Regions from separate parts of the Homo sapiens genome. Here region 1 is linked to region 2. Evidence: read pairs that join two places in POLR2A ChIA-PET (ENCODE). Cell type or tissue: OCI-LY7. All regions are shown on one strand.

What was found. Peaks named below come from ENCODE experiments on the same cell type or tissue, not always from the same donor. Only the 100,000 strongest peaks of a DNase experiment are listed, where the experiment ranks them.
Region 1: POLR2A ChIA-PET joins it to region 2 with 5 read pairs; 8 of 35 experiments call an interaction of 5 or more read pairs at or near these places.

The regions. Positions count from the first base shown.
Region 1 is chr12:118,369,839-118,372,338 of GRCh38, reverse strand. All of the region lies in intron 1 of TAOK3 (TAO kinase 3), which reads left to right. Among named protein-coding and RNA genes, the nearest start is that of TAOK3, 1.8 kb to the left of the region's middle. RefSeq lists silencers at 343-402, 503-592. In OCI-LY7, no CTCF peak of the experiment used is centred here; no DNase peak of the experiment used is centred here; H3K4me3 peaks cover 1,025 bases.
Region 2 is chr12:118,277,869-118,280,368 of GRCh38, reverse strand. All of the region lies in intron 1 of TAOK3 (TAO kinase 3), which reads left to right. Among named protein-coding and RNA genes, the nearest start is that of TAOK3, 94 kb to the left of the region's middle. In OCI-LY7, no CTCF peak of the experiment used is centred here; no DNase peak of the experiment used is centred here.

The sequences.
Region 1 (2,500 bases), 92 kb before region 2:
CCTCATGAGGCACTAGGATAGGGGGATGAGGGGAGGGGGTCCCCTGAAGGACCAGGTCCCAGAAAAGGTCAGGGACAGCGGGGAGAGGGGAAGGGTCCCCGAGAGGGGCCGGCACTGAGAGTCTGAGAGATGGGGACCCCGAGAGGGGCTGGGACAGCACCCGGGGAGAGGAGACCCCGAGGTGAGGGGAGGGGACCCAGAGAGAATCCAGGACAGAGTAAAGAGAGGGGACCGGTCAGGGGATGTGAAGACAGGGGATCCCCAGAGGGCTTAGAACAGAGTGTGAGAAGACCCCAGGAAGGGCCAAGACAGTGGGAGAAGAGGAGGGGTCCCGGAAGGGGGCTGGGCTGAGACAGCGGGGCTGAGAGCAGGACACCTAGAGAGAGGCCGGGACAGCGGGTGGGAGCAGGGTGACCCCGAGAGGGGCCAGGACAGCGGGGTGAGAGGAGGGGACCCCCAGAGGGCTCGGGACAGCGCATGCGAGCGTGGGACTCCGAGAGGGGCTTTGAGCGTCGGGTGCAGGCGCGGACCCCGAGGGAGGAGCGGTGCCCCATGGGTGCGGGTCGGGCCCCCAGTCACATAGCGGGGGCCCGGCGTGAGCAGCGAGGGAGCGGGCGGGGGGTCGCGCCCGCTGAGTTGCGGGAGCCCCCCCAAGAACGGCTGCGGCGGGGAGCCTGGGTCGCAGTCGCGGCGTCGGGCAAATAGGAACCGGCTGCAGCGCAGACGAGTGGAGCGGGGAGGTGCTCCCAGGGTCTGGCATCAGCGACCTCCCTGAGGGTGGAGTGTGAGCCCCCGGGACTCCGGGGGACTCCGGAGCCGGATTATGTCATGAAACATCTCTGAAGTGAAACGCATGGGCTGGAGGAGCTGGAGGGGCTGGTGGGGCTGGCTGCAGGACAAAGATCTTGGAATGATCAAGAGACCTGCGCGGCCTGACCTCTTCTCACTGGCCCGCTGGCTTCGCATTCGTTCCTTAGAGTCTGATGTGGATGTCTTGAAAGCGAGGGGCTTCCTGATCTTAATGAAAAGGTCAGGTGAAAAGTTGGAAGGGGCTTCTTCAAACCTCCCCCACTTCCCCCTCCACAAGAAGTTGAAAGGGACAGGGATCCTTTTGGAGACCCGTGTTTTAGATTAATAAGAATATTTCTTTGATAGACCCTTGCGTTTTCCTGGACTACTGGTTTTTCATTTTAGCTCAAGGAGCTAAGAAACTTTTTTAGATTTGGCAGCATATCAGTATCAATGTTTACAATGCAGATTTAAAGGAACTATACTAGGTTTGGAATCTGGACTGTTTAACTTTGATCTGTTGGAGATAGTTGGAAGGTCAAACTAAATTTTCAAAAGAGGTTTTGGAGTCGCAAAACTAAGAGCTCTTTCCAATTAGATTTCTTATCCTAAAAGCTGCCAGGATTGAGCTTTAGGCGTAATTCCAGGACAAGCTAAGGAGAGAGATAAACCTATTTAAACCAGACACTGTGTGTCCTGGTGGGAGGCAAGTGTATCTATTAAAAGGTTGAAACAAATAGTGGGAAGCAATAGGGGGTGGGAGTTGGGGGACAGCCTCCTACTCTGAGGGATGTGAAAATTAAACTAATGATCAGGCTAGTTGTTCACAGTACTTAGGATATGTTAATACTGCCCTACCTACTTTTCAAACTCGAATGCACATGCTTTGTTATGGTTGTACCCAGCAGTTTTGTATTTGAATTTTTAAAACCTCCTTTTCAATGTTTATAGGTTGTATCTCCTCACCTCTTGGACTGGTTTCTTTTTTTATAGAAGCAGACATCGAAAATGATGGTTTTAGGAAAATAGTGAGGAATGTAATTACTATGTAATGTCGGTTATTTAGATATCGCCTTTGTTTCAGGTTTAGAATGTGTTTTATTAGAAGTCTTTTGCCAGTGTTCAATATAGGCAGTTTCAACTAAGAGGAATAAAGGAATGTTGTATTATTTCCTAAATATATAATGCAGATGCCTTACATATAACTGCTATGTAAATCCAAGACAAAAATTACTGAAGTTATTTTTATCAGGGTAATAATAAGTAGAGGAGAAGCACTGTTTAGGGATTTTATTTGACATTACCTGATACAGAGCAGTTCTTCTATGGCTTCAGAGAGTGTGCAGCTTGATGTGGTTATGAAAATTCCACTAACATGGCCAGGCGCGGTGGCTCACACCTGTAATCCTAGCACTTTGGGAGGCCGAGGCAGGCGGATCACAAGGTCAGGAGATGGAGACCATCCTGGCCAACATGATGAAACCCCGTCTCTACTAGAATACAAAAAATTAGATGGCCGTGGTGGTGTGTGCCTGTAGGGCCAGCTATTCAGGAGGCTGAGGCAGAGGAATCGCTTGAACTCAGGAGTCAGAGGTTGCAGTGAGCCAAGATCGCGCCACTGCACTCCAGCCTGGCGACAGAGCAGGACTCCGTCTCAAAAAGAAAAAAAATTCCGCTAACTAGAAGTCCTCTCCTGAGACATAGAAATTAT
Region 2 (2,500 bases):
AAAAATCACACCACGTGCAGTGGTTCACACCTGTAATCCCAGCACTTTGGAAGGCTGAGGCAGGTGGGTCACTTGAGGTCAGGAGTTCTAGACCAGCATGGCCACTGTGGCAAAACGCTGTCTCTACTAAAAATACAAAAATTAGCTGGGCGTAGTGGCGCACGCCTGTAGTCCCAGCTACTTGGAGGCTGAGGCAGGAGAATCACTTGAACCCGGGAGGCGGAGGTTGCAGTGAGCTAAGATGGCGCCACTGCACCCCAGCCTGTCGACAGAGCGAGACTCCATCTAAAAAAAAAAAAAAAAAGGTGGGGCGCGGTGGCTCACGCCTGTAATCCCAGCACTTTGGGAGGCTAAGGCGGGCGGATCACGAAGTCAGGAGTTCAAGACCTGCTTGGCCAACATAGTGAAACCCCATCTCTACTAAAAATACAAAAAATTAGCTGGACGTGGTGGCGGGCGCCTATAATCCCAGCTACTTGGGAGGCTGAGGCAGGAAAATCGCTTGAACCCAGGAGACGGAGATTGCAGTAAGCGGAGATCAAAGCCACTGCACTCCAGCCTGGTTGACAGTGCAAGACTCTGTCTCAAAAAAAAAAAAAACAACAATAAAAACAAAAATTAGCTGGGCATGGTGTTGCATGCCTGTAGCCCCAGCTACTTAGGAGGCTGAGGCAGAAGAATCGCTTGAATCCCAGAGGCAGAGGTTGCAGTCAGCCAAGATTGTACCACTGCACTCCAGCCTGGGTGACAGAGTGAGACTCTCTCTCAAAAAAAAAAAAAAAAAAATCAACTCAAGATGGATTAAAGACTTACATGTAAAACCTAAAACTATAAAAACACTGGAAGGTAACCTAGGAAATACCATTCTGGACATAGGACCTGGCGAAGATTACATGATGAAGACACCAAAAGCAATTGCAAAAAAAAAATAAAAATTGACAAATGAGAATTAAAGAGCTTCTGTACAACAAAAGAAACTATCAACAGAATAAACATCCTACAGAATGGGAGAAAATGTTTGCAAACTATGCATCCAACAAAGATCTATTAATAATATCCAGAATCTATAAGGAAGTCAAATCAACAAGCAAAAAACAATCCCATTAAAAAGTGGGCAAAGGACATGAACAGACACTTTTCAAAAGAAGACATGCACACAACCAACAAGCATACGAAAAAATGCTCACCATCACTAATCATTAGAGAAATACAAATCAAAACCACAATGAGATACCATATCACACCAATCAGAATGGCTGTTGGTGGCTCACACCTGTAATCCTAGCACTCTGAGAGGCCAAGGCAGGCAGATCACCTGTGGTGATCAAGAGGTCAGGAGTTCGAAACCAACCTGGCTAACATGGTGAAACCCTGCCTCTACTAAAAATATAAAAAATAGCTGAGTGTGGTGGTGCATGCCTGTAATCCCAGCTACTCAAGAGGCTGAGGCAGGAGAATTGCTTGAACCCGGGAGGCGGAGGTTGTGGTGAGCCGAGACCGCACCACTGCACTCCAGCCTGGGCGACAGAGCAAGACAGCATCTCAAAAAATAAAAATAAAAAATAACAGATGCTGTCAAGGTAGCAGAAAAAATGGAACATTTTTACACTGCTGCTGGGAATGTAAATTAGTTCAGTCATTGTGGAAAGCAGTTTGGCGATTTCTCAACTTAAAGCAGAATTACCATTTGACTTAGCAATCCCATTACTGGTTATTTACCTAAAGGAATATGAATCATTCTACTATAAAGACTCATGTACCCATATGCTCATTGCAGCACTTTTCACAATAACAAAGACATGGAATCAACCTAAATGCCCATCAGCGGTGGACTGGATAAAGAAAATGTGGTGCATATACACCATGGAATACTATGCAGCCATGAAAAAAGAATGAGATCATGTCCTTTACAGCAACATGGATGGAGCTGGGAGTCATTTAGTAAATGAACTAACACAGGAACAGAAAACCAAATACTGCATGTTCTCACTTTTAAGTGAGAGCTAAATACTGAGTACATTTGGATACAAAGAAGGGAATCACAGACACCAGGGCCTACTTGAGGGTGGAAAGAAGGAGGAGGGTCAGGATCAAAAAACTACCATATTGGGTACTATGCTTATTACCTGGGTGGTGAAATAATCTGTACACCAAACCCCTGTGCAATGTACCTATATAACAAACCTGCACATGTACCCCTGAACCTAAAGTAAATGTTAAAAAATAAATTCAAATTCTACTTTTTTATTGCTGGGTGCAAAAAAAAAAATCCCTTTTATAAATAGGCTTTTGGGGTGGGGGCAGGTTTGACTTGCTCAGTGGTTCCCAAACTTGACTGTGTGTGAAAATTGCTTTAAAGAGTTTTGTAAACAAAACCACAAACACTGGAATTTTCAAGGGTAATTAGAGCTGTATGCAGTTTTGGCCTTAGGTGTTGACCTTTGTACCCAACCACCTTGGGTAAGACAAGATTATATTCCCTAGTGTTTTCAAGTAAATC